Linked DNA regions of Homo sapiens: region 2 is linked to region 1. The links are chromatin loops, found by intact Hi-C in ENCODE. Cell type or tissue: Calu3. All regions are shown on one strand.

The links. Peaks named below come from ENCODE experiments on the same cell type or tissue, not always from the same donor. Only the 100,000 strongest peaks of a DNase experiment are listed, where the experiment ranks them.
Region 2: a loop joins it to region 1, with 8 times the contacts of the local background. A loop is called at or near these places in 12 of 110 quality-filtered maps.

The regions. Positions count from the first base shown.
Region 1 is chr12:132,558,878-132,562,877 of GRCh38, reverse strand. All of the region lies in intron 5 of FBRSL1 (fibrosin like 1), which reads right to left. Among named protein-coding and RNA genes, the nearest start is that of MIR6763, 21 kb to the left of the region's middle. RefSeq lists enhancers at 1,207-1,256, 1,387-1,726, 1,737-1,806 and silencers at 2,337-2,416, 2,687-2,986. In Calu3, CTCF peaks have their summits at 858 (motif pointing right), 1,261 and 1,532 (motif pointing right); DNase peaks (open chromatin) are centred at 887, 1,537, 1,777, 2,867 and 1 weaker place.
Region 2 is chr12:132,492,891-132,496,890 of GRCh38, reverse strand. All of the region lies in intron 1 of FBRSL1 (fibrosin like 1), which reads right to left. Among named protein-coding and RNA genes, the nearest start is that of FBRSL1, 4.7 kb to the right of the region's middle. In Calu3, no CTCF peak of the experiment used is centred here; DNase peaks (open chromatin) are centred at 2,430 and 2,940.

The DNA of each region.
Region 1 (4,000 bases):
ACCAGGTGTGGATTCCACCTTCTTGCTGGAATGGGAAGCCCTTCCTAGTCACGTCGCAAGGGCCTGAACCACAGAGAAGAGCAGCAGGTCCATGCCTGTAAGATGGCAAGAGCCGAGGCGGGCCTGCCACACCCACACGCGCCGGAAGGGCCCCTGCACTGGAGGAAGGTGGGCCCCTCGGAAAGGAGCAGCGGTTGGGCCCCGCACGTTCGTGTGTTAAAGGGCTGCGGTGCAGCTGGTGGGAAGGGATGCTGAGCTCCTGGCACTGACGCTACTTGGTCTGCTCACCCTGTGCGGTCCCCGGGGTCGGGGTCCTGCAGCCCAGGCTTCTGCAGGGTGAAACACCAACTCTATGTCCAGCGCCCCCAGCCACCAACCCCCAGGCAGTGACGTAGGACATCCTTCTGAGGAGGTTGTTTCTGCTCAGACCCAGCTCAACCACACAGGGGCCGGGTCGGATGGAAGCTAGGAGACCCCGGCACCCCAGAAAGGGACCCTCCCAGCCCCAGTCCAGGGCCCCGATGACCCTCTCCCTCCCCCAGCCTTGCGGCCACCACCCCTAGAATCCTGGCTTGTTACAAAGAAAGAAGGACAGGAACCTCTCACCCCTGGGAAGCCAGGGGGCCTGGAGGTTGGGGCATGTGGCTTTCTCCTCTCTGCTCGCCTCAACATCATCCCCCAGAAGTGTGGCTCCCATGGGGTCCGCCTCCACCTCCCTGCCCCGTCCAGCCACTGCCGGTGACCCAGGCTACGCAGTGACCATCCCAGCATCGGAAACAGGAAGGACTCCGAGAGAAACAGGAGGAATAGTGAAGGGGCCTGTGCAGGTGGGCAGGGAGGAGTCCAGACCAGCCTTTGGGCCTCCAGGGGGCACTGCGGCTCCCCAGAAAGGCCTCGGCACCTCCTTGGCCGTGCCCATCCCCCAGCAGTGCCAGCACCAAGTGCTCCCTTGGGCCAGGCTCCCAAATCTGGGCCCCTCACACAGCAAGGATGGGGATCCAGTGCTGCTCCATGCCAGCCATGAACCAGGCACTGAACACCCAGGCCTGCCACAGACCCCTGGGGTCTCTCCTGGGCCTGCACCATCCTCCTGGGAGGACTTCTGGACCCCTCATCTGAGGGGCTGCACTGTCTCTGGCACGCACGCGGGCCCTCTTCTTGGCTGGCGTCCCGGGTTTGAGTGGCCTCTTCGCCAGGTGGCCCACCTGTTAACTGCCCCCTCTGTGGTTGGGGCAGCAGGCCCCACCACGCCGCCAGGACTCTCCAGGGGCCAGGAAGGAGGCGGGTGCTGAGGCCTCCCAGGTGGGCAGAGGGAGGAGAAGCCAGCTTAGCCCGCAGTTTGACGGCCAACCCAAAAGGCAGACCCCAAAGCACAGCCCCCAAAGCCGGCCCTCGTCTCTAGGGTAACCACAGGTTGGAGCCCTTCTGGGGCTCTGCTGCCCTCCCCTTCACTGGGACCCAAACACTCTAGTGGGTTCCGCTCCACGTCCCAGGTTCGAACACAAGCTCCCCAGGGCCACAAGGGGGCGCCCCAGACACCAGCGAAGCCAAGAGGGCTGCAAGGAAGGGGAGGGTCTTCCGCACGGGCCGCGCGGCTGGGGCCATCCAGCACCCATTCTGGTCACGCCACAGTGGGCCCTACACTTAGCAGACGAGTTTGCTCAGGGAGGCTGAGAATGGGTGCTCCAGGGGTCCTCGGCCCTAGCAGAGGCCCCGGAGGCAGGTGGCCTCCACCTCACAGTGAGAACCTGAACACCTGGCCAGGTGCAGCCACGCCCATCCGGGAGGGCTGAGAGCAGAACAGGGGCCGGCCCTCTGGGGGCCTGGCCCAGGCTCCAACCCCTTCCTAGACCACACACAGCAGCTGCACCTTCTGGGGCTCGTTCCTCCACGCGGTCCCTCAGCTCTTTCCCTTCTAGGACAGGGCTTCTGGCAGTGGCCAGATGACCCAAATGGGGTGGCAGCCCCAGGGGCCACCAGACCCGCTTAACTTCTCGGCCATGGTCTGCAGGGACGTGACCCAGGCACGAGCAGCCGCCTCTGCCTCCTAGCCCGCGTGGGGTAGAGGATCACTCAAGCCCAGGGTACAGGTGGGAGGACTCCGGGTCCGCAGGCTCAGGGTCCCTGCGAAGAGGCAGCGGGGGCGCCCGGGCAAGCCTCAGCCCCCGCGAGGTGCACAATCCCGGCGGCGGGCGGAGGTCAGGGCGCGCTTTGTCTGCGAGGACCCGACCCGCGGAGCAGCCTCGGCCAGACACGCGGCGCAGCCTGGGCCAGCCGCGCCCCGCCCCAGACAAAGAACTCCAACTCGGGGCAGGTGAGCGCGGCGCCGGGAACCCGGGTGGCCGATTCCGCACCTGGGCGCAGACAAAGGCGCGCGCCACCCACAACGCTCGGCCCCGCCTCCACCCCCGGACCCCGGGTGCCCTGACCCGGGCCTGGGACCCTCGGCCGCGCCGCACCCCCGCCCGCCCGCCGCCACGTGCGCCCCCGGGAGGACGCGGTCTCCGCGCTTGGCTCCGGGAGAGGCGGTGTGGGCAGAAGGCCCGGAGATCTCGGGCGTCCCGCTCTTCTGGGGGGGCGGTCGCTCCCCCTCCCCTGTCCCCCCAAAGTCCCAATTCCCTCTCTGGAGTCCGCAGCGCGCACTCACCTCGCCGGCGCCCCAGGCAGTCGCCCCTAGTCCCGGGGCCGGAGCCGGGCTGCATGGACGCGGGCGTGGAGCGCGAGCCCCGGGTGGCCCTGGCCCGTCCAGGCGACCCCTCTCCCCGCGTGCCCTGCTCAGCCGGAGCTCGGGCCGGGGACGCGCATGTCCGCCGCGCCGGCTCTGCGCGCTCTGGGCGGCGCTCGGTGCGCTCTGGGCTCCCGGGCGGACGTCGGGCGCGGCGCGGGCCCCGAGGCGGCGGGCGCGGAGCTGGGCGCGCGGGAGGCGGGAGCGCGGGCGGGGCGGGGGCGGGGCGCGGGCAGACCCGACTAATCCAGCCCCGAGGCGCCGATCCACCCGCGCCCGCCGCCGGCCCGGGGTCCGAACGCGCTGCCTCCGATCACGGCCACCCGGGGAAAGGCGCGCAGCGCCGGCCTCACTGAGCGCTGTGTGGGCGCTGCTCCTCTGGTCCTCACAACAAGAAGTTACGGACACCTGCCACCCCGCTCCCAGAAGGGGAAACTGAGTCAGAAAGGGCGACAGCCGGGCGCGGTGGCCGGCGCCTGAAACAGCACTTTGGGAGGCCGAGGTGGGCGGATCACTTGAGCCCAGGAGTTCGAGACCAGCCTGGCCAACATAGGAAGACCCCCCACCCCCGCCCGTCTCTACGAAATAAAAAAATTAGCCGGAGGTGGCGGCACGCGCCTGTGGCCCCAGCTACTGGGGAGGCTGAGGTGGGAGGATCAACTGAGCCCGGGAGGTGGAGGCTGCAGTGAGCCGAGATTGCACCACTGCACTTCAGCGTAGGTGACAGAGCGAGACAAGGTCTCAAAAAAAGGAAAAAAGAGCGACCTCATTGCCACTGTGGAGAGTTGGGACCTGAAAGGAGGAGCCCTTCCCCCACCCGTCCGCTGCAAGCCCCGCCCTCCCTGGGCCTCGGTTTCTCCCTCTGTGAAACGGGGGTGCAAAGTCGGAGACAGCTCCGAGCAGCTGCTGTAGCTGCAAACGGCTGTGCAGCGCAGCCCCCAAGACCACCGCCCTGAACCCCGTGATTTTACACTTGAGGTGGCCGGGAGGGACAGGAAGCACCTGGCTCTCCCTTACGGTGGGGCGCTAGAACTCGGATCGAGGCCCAGCCACGGCTTCCTGCAAAGGCTGCTTATGTGCGCCTGACCGCACCAGACGCCTGGGCGGGACCCTTCCATCCCAGCGCCCACTCAGGTGGAAAACCAGGACACCAACTGCGAACTCAAACGCGATGAGTAAGGGAGGGAGGGCGCAGCTCTGGACCCGGCAGTCGGGAAGTGTTTAAGGACGGGTCCTCTCCAAGCTGCTGCGTGGCTGGCAGCACACAGGGAGGCC
Region 2 (4,000 bases), 66 kb after region 1:
CCTACCCGATGCTGGACCAGAGACGCGCCCCGCGCAACACAGGACACCGCAGGGCCTGGGAAGGAAGCGCGGGGCGGCGGCACAAGCTGGGTGAGCAGGGTCACCCCTACCTGATGCTGGACCAGAGATGCGTCCCGTGCAAGACAGAGCGCCCATCAGAATGTGGGGAAACAGGGAAGGAGGGAGGGACACAGATACCCACAAACAGCAACACCAATCCTCACGCTCTGGACACACTCACAAATCCAGCGCAGCCGCAGGGAAGCAGCAACGTCACAGCCATGTGCAGACGCCAGCAGGGCCAATGACAACCCCCTAAGAGTCCCCTAGAAACTGCCTGTGCTGAGGAGGGAATCCAACAAAGTACCCAGGTAGAGATGTCAGGTGGGAAGACAAACAGCAACAACCAGCCAGAAAACACAGTGAAACGAGGCTTCCAGAGTGACAAAAACACAAGCCCGGGTAAATACGCAACACGGGCCCCTCGGCAGGGAACAGACCCTCACAACCATCAGGAGCCTTAAAACTGCCAGCCACAGACAGCAGGGCCAGTTCTGGGCACTTCTCTTTCTCCAGAGAAGCAATCACACAAAGGCGGGATATGGCGGACGTCTGGCGACAGACCTCCCCGTAAGGACAGCTGGGGCACGAGAGCCTAGTGGGGAAGGAGGGTCTAGTGTGGGTCTGACTCCCTGCTGCAGGACTGTGCGGTGACTCACAGGGACCCCGGGAGACCCCTCCAGGCAAAGGGCAGCCGGCACCAGGCCCCAAACGCGAAGGTGCGCAGCACGTGCGGAGGTGCAGGCACGCGGCGTAGCCACGGCAAGGACAGGAAGGCCTTGGAAACCTGAGCCAAGAACTGACAGGCCCAAGCAGCCGGGAGGGAGGGGATGGGGAAGAGGGCCGGTGACTCCTGCTGTAACAGCCCCGACCCCGAGGCCAGCAAGCCACTGGGCAGGGGCCCGTGAGGGGCAGAAGCACAGGCAGAGGACGTGGAACCCTTCCCAGAGCCAAAGCAGGCCAGGTGCAAGCCCTGCTCCAGCCATGGCAGGGCCTGAGGAGCTGCTGGCCCCCAGACAGGGCCTGGACAGGTGGCGGGCACCCACGTGGACCGAGGGGCCAGCGACGCTGCTTTCAGGGCCTCTGAGTCCACCTCCCCGGAGGGAGCAGCCCTTGCCCACAGCTGTGGGACTCTGTGGGAGGAACAGGAATCCATGCAGCTTCCAGGCAGCCCCTCATTGTCACAGGGCAGGCCCCGGCTCAGCTCCGCACCCCTGCCCCATGGCTGTGGGTAAAGCACTTCCCCTCTCTGTGCCTCAGTTTCCCCACCTGGAGACCAGGAAGCAGCCACAAGGAGTTCCTGGGCCGAAGCCTGCCCTCTCCCTGGCTCTCCTCACTGAACCCAAATGTCTGCGGTCTCAGCCCCCACCACCATCTGAGAGATGGGCCAGGCATGGACTCACAGTGCCCCTGGCAAACTCAGCCCCCACTGGCACCACCAACAGTGTGGCCTCAGCGGTCCCCGGAGGTCCAAGTGACACTGTCAGGCCCCACACGCGGTGCTCGGCAGGCCGGGCCCAGCCCCGCCCCCACATGGCCAGGTCACACTTCCAGCCCAGATCCTATGCCTGGGCTCTTGCTCCTGGAACCCTGGCCCCTCTGTGAAGCCCACCAGGCCCACTAGGGGCTCACAGAGAGACCACCTGGCTCAGCCTCCAGGATGCAGGGCAGGGCAGTGTCTGGGCCAGTCCCTCACACCCTCACATTCCCCACGACGGGCCGTGTCTCAAAACCTGTACCCTCCCCTTGGCCAAGGCCCACCGGCTCCAGGCTCACACCCTATGCCCACCAGGGTTCTGGGCCATTTTCAGCAGGGGTCACAGCTCGCCCACAGACAGCCCTGGGAGGCCGGGGGCCGCACACGATCAGTAGCCTGGGGTTTCTTAAGCACAACCGTCTGTGCAGGTTCAGCAGCATTTTGGGTGCATGTCCTGTGGTTTATGCTGAGCAGAGAATGTGGAAGCACAGGCGTTAGAGGAGACCGCTGGCCACCGAGCCAGGAGGCTGGGTGCTTTCCTTCCGCCTTTATTCCTGGGACACACGTGGACCTTCTGCGTGGCCCGTGTGCCAGTCAGGGAACAGCTCAAGCTTCAGCACGCACCTTCTTATGGAGCTTGACGTGTGGACCAAGTGAAAGTCACCAGGTGAAAGTGATTTGCTGTTTGAAAAATGCAAATTAACCAAAAATCACAGACACCAAACCAGAATGGTGGTGTCCGCCTGGAGCTAGTGGCCAATGTGCTCCTGGGCACCCTGCCACCTCCCTGTGGCCCAGGCGCAGCCCAGAGCACCATGGCCAGCGTCACTGGGGCCGAGCGGCCAGCATGTGGGAGTGGGCGGTGCAGCCCACTGGGCTAAGCAGGCCTGGCCTATCTCCCAGGAGACACAGGGACCGGCACAACCTGTTCTGTGGCCTGAGGCCAGATAAGGATGGCCTTTGCTATGTGGGAAGATGGGGTCTGACACAGCCCTGGATACACCTCTCAGACCCCAGTCTTCTTGGGAGGACCCCAGGCAGAGAACAGCAGCACTGACCAGGCACGTATGGCCACAGCACTGCTCCAGGGGTAGGGGGCTTCCAGTGTCCTCTGGTCAGTACAACCAGGGGACAGAGTTGTCACAGGAAACAAAAGGGACAGCAAGAGCCACGTTCCCAAGCACCCAGAGTTCCCGGTCAGAACAAGAGCAGGGGAGAGGCCAGCGGGGCTTCCTCAGGCCTCCTGTCCCCACATACCACGGCCCCTGGTTACAGAGTAGAAAGTCAAGCGGGGGCTGGCTCAGGTCTGCCGCGCCGCCCCACCCACCCCAGCACACCCAGCCCAGCACGCCCCTCTGCAGGTCCTCAGCCCTGCCACAGGGCTCCCATCTCTATGGGCAGTTAATCATTAATGCTGTCTCCAGGGCTGCAGGCACACCCTGAGCCAGGCCAGACCCTGGCCCTCCTCAGCCCACAACCACCACCACCACCATTTAGGGAGTGCCTGCTGTGTTCACAGCACACACAGGCCCAGGACAAGCGGGGACTCCTCCTCCCCTACAGGAGCACATATAAATGTGCAGATGCTGGGGGCCTGCCCCGGGCACAGAACGGCCTATGTGTCCCACCCAGGGTACACAAAGGGGGCGGGGGCCTGCCCCGGGCACAGAACAGCCTGTGTGTCCCATCCAGGGCACAGAAAAGGGGCAGGGACCTGCCGGGGGCACAAAACAGGTACAGAGACCTGCCCCGGGCACAGGGCAAGGGGTGCCTGTTCAGACAGGCGGAGAGGGTGGTCTGCCTGGGGTCAGAAGGGGCTGCGAGTGGGGGTCTGCCCCAGGGGCCAGGGCTGGGGCCGAGAGTTGGTCCCAGTGTGTGTGGGGTCTGGGGTGAGGTAACAGGACTCCTGCAGGCAGGCTGCACCTCCCCGGCAAGTCTACACCTGTGTTTGGTTGTTTATACCACTGCAGTGTCCCGCGGGCACAAGCCAGCCTCTGGGGTTACAAGGGCTTCCTCCAACTCCTGAGCGTCCCATCCTCCAGCATCCCAGAGTAGGAAGAGCCCTCAAGACGCGGGTGGGGGCAGAGGGACTGTGAGCAAAGGCGGCAGAGCCAAGGGCAGGCTGTGCCTCTGGGCTGGGTCCTGGTGGCCACATCTCCCTCGGTGTCCCGTGTGGGTGGCCTCGCAGGGCAGCGCCCGCTCACTCTAAGGCCGGACAGGCGTGGCACCCAGTGCTCCTTGCTCTTGCTCTGCCTCAATGGGGAGCCTCAAGGTCCCCATCTGTGGAATGGGGGCATCCAGCCCTCCTCGTGGGTCATTTGAGGAGTAAATGAGTTGATGTCTGTGAAAGGCAGCTCAGAACACTGCCTGATGGAGAGAATGCTTACTGAACCAGTCACTACTATTGATATAATTATGAATTATCTGAACTTTGGGGAAAAACCACCATACTTTGGCAAAAAA